Regions from separate parts of the Homo sapiens genome. Here region 2 is linked to region 1. Evidence: chromatin contacts called from ENCODE Hi-C or POLR2A ChIA-PET data. All regions are on one chromosome and are shown on one strand. Each heading gives the region's core, a stretch centred on a gene start or an enhancer-like site at or near the end of the contact. The rest is flanking DNA. Distances are from core to core; before and after follow the strand shown.

The links. A loop is a pair of places that touch in the nucleus more often than their neighbours do. ChIA-PET counts read pairs that join two places held with the same protein, here RNA polymerase II (POLR2A). Pooled maps may share reads with other maps.
Region 2: a map of natural killer cell shows a loop between it and region 1 (2.3-fold over the local background). The contact joins the promoter of PPP2R2B-IT1 here to the promoter of PPP2R2B in region 1. A Hi-C loop is called at or near these places in 2 of 168 maps with a recorded cell type or tissue (endothelial cell of hepatic sinusoid and natural killer cell), 1 of 37 single-sample maps with no recorded cell type and 3 of 50 pooled maps. POLR2A ChIA-PET finds 5 or more read pairs at or near these places in 6 of 52 experiments (CD8-positive, alpha-beta T cell, H1, WTC11 and 2 more).

Annotation. Positions count from the first base shown.
Region 1 is chr5:146,876,592-146,880,957 of GRCh38, forward strand. PPP2R2B (protein phosphatase 2 regulatory subunit Bbeta) reads right to left here and starts at 2,166. Exons shown (of 10, transcript NM_181675.4): 1 at 2,000-2,166; 2 at 1,411-1,604. The coding sequence starts at 1,480.
Region 2 is chr5:146,917,279-146,921,644 of GRCh38, forward strand. PPP2R2B-IT1 (PPP2R2B intronic transcript 1) reads right to left here and starts at 2,228. Exons shown (of 4, transcript NR_047115.1): 1 at 2,114-2,228; 2 at 1,096-1,110; 3 at 545-633. It overlaps LOC105378214 (a long non-coding RNA gene), which reads left to right and starts at 1,073. Exons shown (of 2, transcript XR_944386.3): 1 at 1,073-1,158. It also overlaps a transcript of PPP2R2B not described here.

The sequences.
Region 1 (4,366 bases), core at 916-3,415:
CATCATGCACAGAAAAAGAATCGGTAAGTATGGTGCTCTGTATAGGGGAGGGATGGGCTGCACATCTTAAAAGCCATCTCTAAGCTCCTGGAAGCCAGAGCTTACAACTCTGCTTTATCTGTCTAGCACCATGGGCATACTGGGCTTGATGCTCTCCAAAAATGATGACAAATGGAGAATATACTTTCAATAGCACTGGACATTCTTTCTGTCTAGAACTTCCAGGGATGTTTATAGAAGATGCCACCTTTACCCCCAGATGTGTGTGTGTCTTTTTATTTCTTTCAGAGCTTGAACTCTTTTACTCCCCCCATCACATTTCTCTAGCAGTCTTTTGATTTGATTAAATATTACAGAAATGTTAGCATCCAAGAATAATAATTTTAAATTAATACACCTTGCAACATTGTCCTAAAGCATTTCCACATACATTTTCTCGCATGGATATTACAATGTGATAATGCAACACTTTGTATGAGTGGCTAAGGATAAAAGGCCTACAGGTAGAAAATGAAAGCAAAAATGCAAAAGTTTTGGCACTGGGGGAAAAAAATGCCTCTACTCTCTATTCACACACAAAAGGCAGAATGAGATTCCACCTGCTGACTTTCCCTTCCTGCCCGCACAGCACTAGTGCTTATGTCAGAACAAGCTGGGAGAGAGGGAGAGACGACAATTTCACCTCTTGGCAAAGCTCAGCTTGCTGAACCCTTTTGCTTTCTGCTGGCTGTTGATTCAGCAGAAACTACTGCTGCAGAATTCATAATGGTGATTTTTAAAGGCCCCACCGATCGCGTTGCTCACCCCACGTGTCAGCCTCATTCGCTGCCCGCCAGAGCACTATTTCCCCAGCCACCTTTTTATTTTTGCTAATGCACTTCCAAAAGGAAAGAGGTTCGCCCGTCTGCAAAGGGCTTTTTGGGGTTTTGATTGTCTAAGCAGGTAACCTGGCCGGCCGGGGAGATGAATGGGCAGGAAATGAAACCTTGCCCTCCCTGCAGCCACTGAGAGACATAACATCGTTTCGCTCAGGGAGGGGGGACCAAGGTCCTACTGGGCCCCTCCCTTCTTATCTCCCCCCAAGACCCCTGCGAACATCTCGGGGAAGGGGTCATCTGCCTTCCTGGGGTCATCTTTCTGGGCGAGAGCCCCACCCTGAAAAAGCCTAATCCCTGAGGGCCATTTTAACTCCCGTGGGCGCCGGGTCCACCTGCTGCTGAACGCCGAGCTCGCCTCGCGGAGCCCGGATGGATGCGAGGTGCACTGGGGCTGCCGGGGCCAGCCGAGCCCCCGCCCCAGCCCTAGGGCCCGGAGGAGTCTCCGCCACTACGCGCCCAGCTGCCCAGGAAGCACAGTGATCCGCAACTTGCGCCCGGCCCCAACGGCGGAATGCGGCGGGGCTGGCGTTACCTTCGGTCGCATAGCTGTGGTCGCGCAGGAAACTGTTGTTGATTTTGCGGGTATCAATGTCCTCCTCCATTGACAGCAGGCTTACTTGCGTGGGAACCAGAAGCCGGCAGACAAGTATCCATGATCCCTCCCCGCAGCCAGTCTCACAGGAGAGGGGGGCAGGGGAGCCAGTGGGACTGCACCATGGTCCGAGCCTGAGGAGGAGACGGGGAGGCGGAGAGAAAAAAAATAAAAACCCGGCAATGGAGCTGTCACCTCCTCCACTCGGGTTCTGCGAGGCTGCGGCGGCTCCTCCCGCGCGGTGCGCTCACTCCAGCTCCAGTTCCCAGCGAGGATGCTGCGCCTGCCTCCGCTGCCTCCGGGTGCCAAGATACGCCGTGCCCCGAGGGGTCTGGTCCCGCCCGCCCGCCCCGGAGGCGCTCACAAGCGGGTCTGGGGAGATGCCCAACAGGTTCCCCTCCTTGGCAGCCGCTCCAAAATGCAAAAAAGATCCCTCCTCCCCCTGGGAGAGCGGGCAGCCGCGACAAAATGGTGCCTTTCTGGACCCGAGCTGCAGTGGCGAGATGGCAGGGACAGGATTCAGGCTTGCCTGGCCGGAATGAGGGTGCTGGTCCCACGGGAGGGCGGCTCCGGCAGGCGGGGGTAGGGAAGCTGGCGGGGAGCTGGGCAGGGCGCTGCAGCCGGCGCCAGCGCACTCACCCTCACACCCACACGCGCGCACTCGCAGCTGCTGCTGCTGCTGCTGCTGCTGCTGCTGCAGGAGGCTGGAGGCGGCTGGTGCATTAAAGGCGAGGCTCCTCCCAACCGCGTCAGCAGCCCCACGACTCTTTCCCAGCAGCAGTGGTGGCCGAGGCAGAGGCTGCGGCTGCTCTTTGCTGCAGTGGGGCGCATGCAGCCGCGAATCGGCACCTGGGCAGCAAGCGACTAGCTTGCAGGTTCAGGTGGAACGCATAGACGCGCTCTTCCAACCTCCTCCCCTCTCGCGCCACTCAGCTAAGGGCCACGTCTACGCTAGCACCCAGAGCCCCTAGCTCCCTGCCTTTCTCCGGACGCCTGAACTTGAGAACAGCAAAGAGAAGTAGGTTCCTTTGGATAGTCAGGAAGTCTACATCCAGGTCCCTTTTCCTCACCCTTATATGATGCATGTGGTCCCTTGGTGAATTTAAAGGGCGAGGTTTGGGGCTCGAAGCTTCAGAAAAAGAGGAGAAAGTGGGAAGTGCCGCTCAGAGCCTATCTTAAGCCCTCTAGTAGGAATAGGAGGGGGATCAGGGGCCAGAACTTTGCAACTGGTTCCCCCATTCCTAAGAGTCAAAATACCTTCTAACTGTAGGAGGCTGGTGTTCAATAAAGCATCTGTGTCTACACAGGTGGAGGAAAGCACCAGACTAGTAAACAGGATCAGTCTGAAAAAGTCCACTCTCCCTTGCAGTTTGCACTTCGTTTTGGACAAATTATTGCAGCCTCTCCGTTAGGTTTTGCTTGTGCAGGAACACCTTCTATTTGCTGTCAGCATGGAAGGTACATTGAAGCACAGAAACATAAGCATAAGAGCCCTGTGCCCACAGAGAGCCACTGCTACCCTGGGGGAATTTCAGGAGTCCAATTAATACAGAAAAGAGACCTGTCTTCCTACTTCAACTAGGAAGAAAATGTAGAATTCCCTCCCCACCCATGTTTTCCCAAATTTCAAACTCTACTTTTGAAAGAAAATGAGATTACTATTGTTATGAAACAACCAAAAACATTTAATGAAGCAACCCAAATCACTAGAAAGCCAATTTGGAAAAGACATCAACCCCAATCAGTAGAAAGCCAATTGGAAACGACATTTCCTAGGTTTCATCTTGTAGAAGGTATTCATTTCAATGGGTACCACTGTAGGGAGAGACATCAGCAAATGTTTTGCTCAGTTAAGCTCCACAAGTTTAGCTAGATGGGCCCAGAGGGACCTATGAGTTAATTATATACATACAATGCTTCGGCTAACACAATTTAGAAAGTATTTGAAGTTCAGAAAAATGGAAAAACAAGTCCTTAACTGAGGTTGGGAATTGTCATTAGATTTCCATGCAGTATGGATACTTCTGGTAGATAGAAAATGACATCTTCCTCATCTCCAGAAATTGACTGCATATCCCTGGGAGAAAAGAGCAGAAATGTTCCTTGACATAGTTATTTTGTGTGTGTGTGTGTGTGTGTGTGTGTGTGTGTGTGTGTGTGTGTGGTGGGGGGAGTTCAGTTCAACTTTCAATAGATTCTATTTTATTTTCATCTAGTGCTTAAGACTTATACACTTGTTTGTTCAAAATCCACATTTAAAATTTTAGTAACAGGTGAAGACGGGTACAAGTTGATTTAATCCACTTCAGTACAAGTTGTCGTGGCTGGTTCTTCCATGGGATGAGCTGTATCTATCACCGAGGTTCCAACATTCAGTCCTTTTGTAGTTACACATTGCAGCTTCTCTTGGATATTGGCACAATTTGGAGTAGGAGCAGAGTGGGGAAAAGCTAAGTTCATCTCTTAGTGAATCAAAATGATGAGAAGACATTGTGCCTTCGGTTGGAATGATCTTAAAATTGTTTCAGGAGGCCTTGGAATAGTATTTGGGAAAATTTCCCCTGTATCTTTCTGAATCAAGGGCTAGATTGGGACAGAGCTGTGTGATGAATCAGGTAGGCCCAGGCTCATTGGCCAGGCTGTGCTTGAGGAATTTTCCATTGTAACCAATGGGGAGAATGTCCCTTCCACAGATCGAGTCTCTGGGTTTATTTATTTTTCTTTTCACATATGCTGCAAACTTTCTCCTGCATTTATTCAACAGTCCAGGCATTTTTCCTAAGACACATGTTCTGAGAAGGCAGATTGGATAGGTCTCCATTGTTTAAGTAGATTTCAAGGTTTCCATTTGGCCAACTACTCTTTTCTAATATGAGAGAACTAGCTCATCCACCCA
Region 2 (4,366 bases), core at 978-3,477, 41 kb after region 1:
CAATACAGTGTGAGGCACACAGTGGGTGCTCAAGAAATGCTTGTGTTTTCCGATGCCACTTTTTGATCCTTGCTATATACCCTCCTCGACTGCCATTATCTATGTTTGTGCTTTTGTCACCAAGCGCCTACCTCAGTAAAAGGTCATTCCTTGTACAGCATTATATATGAGCCTCAGAGCCAAAAAAATGTTTATTCTGCTCATTGGTGTCTATCAATTTAAGAAATCCATTTTATAAATAAGGATCTTCATTTATATAGAGGTTCAAAGTTATGCCCAAGGGCACACAATTAATGGTAGAGTTGGTTCTAGAACCTAATTGACTTGGTCCCTTCACATTTTTTATAAATAAGGTGGGTTACAAATAAATAAATATGTATCTTCTGCCTCCCAGTTAATATTCTAATACCACAGTGGCTGGCAAAATCAACCTCTTCAATTCTTTAGTTCAATCTTATTTCATAATCTATCTGTAGCAAGATCTGAGGTGAAGCAATGTGAGCAGTCTAATGAACTTAGAAATGATACATTTTGCTTTCCTCACCTTTTACTGAGTCCTGTTGTTTTATTTGCTACTCAAGGATGCGAAGTATCTGTTTAACAGTAAAGTGCCAAGCAATCTGACATCTCCTCCTGATTAAAACAGAGTCATCTCAAATACAGATGGATACATGTCATTATGCAAGCTATCTGCTTTTCAGAGCTGCTGCCTCAAACTTCCTGCAGTAAGATGCCCCCTCACACTCCCTGCAGTCCCCCATCCCTGGCACTGGCTTTCCTTGAAAACATATAATCTTGTCTACCTGCATTTTTGTATGTTTAGGCTCAAGCAAAGAATCCATTATGAAAATGACAGAACTGCCAGAAAGAATTATGACTTCACTGCTTAACAAGCTGTGAATTCACTGTGGAGGTAGCAAGGCAGAGAAGCAAAGAAACAGGAGGAAGAATATATATGAAGGGAAACTCGCCTTGGGCTCTGCACTACTGCAAGTTGAGAATGGTTTTCCCAGCCTTTCAGGATTTCCATGTTTGCTCCACCACAAACTACCTAAGTTTCTTTCCATAGTATGGGGCAGGATTTTTGCCTTTTACCTAAAGTTGGTAATACTTAGAATGATGAAGTTGATGATAATGGCAGCTTGCATTTATTGAGAGGTAAATAGGTACTAATAGTAGGCTAAGCATTTGTGAATATTATTTTATTCAATATTCACAACTTCTCTATATAGCCCTCTCATTTAAATCCTTTAAGGACTTCCCATTGCCTTTAGGATAAAGTCCAAATGTTTTAACATAGTTTATGAGACTCTCTGAGATTCCACAAACTTTTGCCTCTCTCTCAACCTCATCTAATACCACTCTGCCCCTTTCTGGATGGGTCTGGTCTCATCTATACTTTTGGTTCTTCCTGTGTTTATACTTTGTCTTGCCAATAGGCCTTTAAATATATTCCCTTGTAACCACATTTCTCCCACTAGTCACCTGATTATCTCATACCTCCCTTTAAGACCTTACTATTTTTTTTCCTGAAGAGGCTATCTCCAGTTTTCCCTGTTGTTTGCTTCCAAGGTTAAAAAAGAGGAAAAACTCTTTTGTAACTCAATACTTGAAATGACTATTTAAATTGCACCTTTTCTGCTAGATTTAACCTCTACGAAGGCTGACACCGTGTCTACTAATTCACAGTTGTTTCACTAGCCTCTAGCTGAATGCCTGACACGAGTAGACTTTGAATAAATAATTAGAAATCAATTATATGCAAAACCTATATATGAAAGTTCCCATTTCCTAGATGAGGAAACAGGTTAAGAGGAGTTAAATAACTTGCCCAAAGACATAATTAGCATATGGTGAAGCCAAGCTTTGAATCAAAGACTGATGTCAAAACCCATGTTCACAATTACTCTACAGCACTGTCTTCTCAAAATTCCCTCCAGCTATCACAGGAAAAATAAAGAATATTTCTACAGGATATTTGTCTTAGAGAAAAATTTAGTAGAAAAAGCTCCCAGGATTCAGGGAGGTGATCTTTTTCCCAACTAATTTCAGAGCTACATAAAAGAAGCTCAGTGATTTAATATCTTTCTGCACCCTGGGCCTGATGGTTTACCTCCCCAAAATCTGGTTTCTGTTTCTCAACTATAGGTGGTAGTGGATAACAGGCAACCTATAGCTACAGCTGTTAGTCCTTCCCACAGATCAACATGCAAAAGAGAAAGTGAGTTTCTCACATTCTGAGAGAGATGTTGCCCAGGCAACAAAGACAAAGCCAGAGCAACAGACCACCCAGCTGAGACAGGCTCTGTCTTCCGCACATTCTCCCATACCAGCGCCCACTTCTGTGGGGCAGCAGATGACTATGTTCATACACCCTTTTAATGGGGTGCCCCTGAAGGACTCACCTGCCACAACTGGACACAGTTGGCAAAGACATCTCCATGGACAGCCCAAACAATAGCTCCAGATTCTTGCTATGTAGTTGAGTGTTTAATGTTTAATCTGTAGACTATGCCAGAATAGCAACTTTACAGGTGAAAAGCTCAGTAGTTTCAATTTTGTGACTTGTAATAAGAAAAATAGTTGGGCACTGAATTAAACGTTTATTTAGAAAATTAATTAAACCAGTTTGCGTATCATGGCAGCCACTGATATAGCTCTGCCTCTTAATAGTTGTGTAACTTTTGATAAGTTACTTAATATCTTAATCATGAATTTGCTCATCTAAAAAATGGGCTTACAAATATAAGTAATTACCAAAGATATCTTTGTGAGAAGTGAGAAAACAAAGGTAAACTGCATAATATGTGGCACATAATCAGGCCGTACATGAAGGTTATAGTAATTATTACAAATAATCCCTACATTATAGGAATTATTTGGGTTTCTGAAAAGGTGGCTGGGCAGAAAAGATGAACAATCTCTTCCTTTGAGTCTATTTGCTAGTTTAAATTTAGTGGCAAAAGCAAGTTGCATCATAGTTGCTCCCGTAATAACTAGTGACATGGGCTCTACACCCTGCCTGGCACAGGCTGTCTTTGCTGTGTGCTATAAAGCCCTTACCAGGCCCAATACAGTGAGAGGCACACAGTGGGTGCTCAAGAAATGCTTGTTGAGGCTGTCAACCATGGGCCGTGCAGGCAGTTTAAAGCACAGTAGGCATCTGGATCTTTAAAGGAAATTGTACCGTTCTAAGAGTCATTAAATGAGTTCTTCAGGGAGGGCAGTAACAATATGCCACCTGATTGCTTTGTTCAGAAGTGCTTTCCGACTGAGTTAACCTACTAAAGATGCTGTTCTTTGCTACATAACTTCATGACTGCCAGTCCCTGCTAGGAAGTGGCTTTTCATGATGGCTTGCTGGTACGTGTGTACATGGAAGGAAGAGGCTGGCTACGGGGGAGAGAGCCCCAGAGCAGAATGAAGCTCCTGCCAACCTGTTCCAGCACACTGCTCCAGCACACTGTTGTGTCCTTTTATGCTGTGTGTGTGTGTGTTTGTTTTGTAGGGGAGTGGGTGGGTACGTCTGCAGTATCCCCTACGTTTGAAAAACAGGTCTGAATCTCATAGAATTCTGTTAGAAAATCATTCCTCAAGCATAACTTAATTTTCTGAAAGTATTTTATCCTTTGACCACCAAAACCTCTTTGGAGAGAATTAAAATGGAAAAATGTGTTAAGTAAGTACATCTCTAAATTAAACCATTTCTGCCTGGGCAGACCAAATTAGTCTTTTCTAGGGTGCAGGGTACAGTATGTTGTCTCTGGTCTTTGTTCTTCAGTAAAAGACTTCAGAGGGAAAAACTATTCTAGAGTGAATAACCTCCAAATGTTAATTTTGCAAAACTAATACTAGTGACTCATTAATATTTGTAAATCATCTAGATTTTGCTATTTTGAAAAACCCCATAAAGTGCTAATTAATAAAAGATATCATGTCTTATTAATGTTCACATAGTAATTACCAAAATCACAAATTCATCTGCTAAGTAGTCAGCAAACAAGACAAATGACTGTGCTCAGCTGAACAGATTATCAAATGCCTTTGGGAGTACAACCTGATAGCCCCAACTAAACCATGAATCAAGCAGCTACTCCTTTTGCCACATGGACAGGCAACAACAATTTCATCTCTCATGTGAGGTGGGACAGAGCAGTGGAGACATCCAGCAACTCGCATTCCCTAGAGCACACGTGCTTATGCAAGTGTCAGCATTGCTCGTGTATCTTTCTCTTACAAGCTTTTACTGACACTTAAGATTTCGTTTCTTAGAGAGACATGAGAAAAGACTCAAAAGATGTCACCTAAAGTTAAACATAATCCTGCTAGCTTCTGCATGTAAAATACATATTGGTGAGCCTTCTCA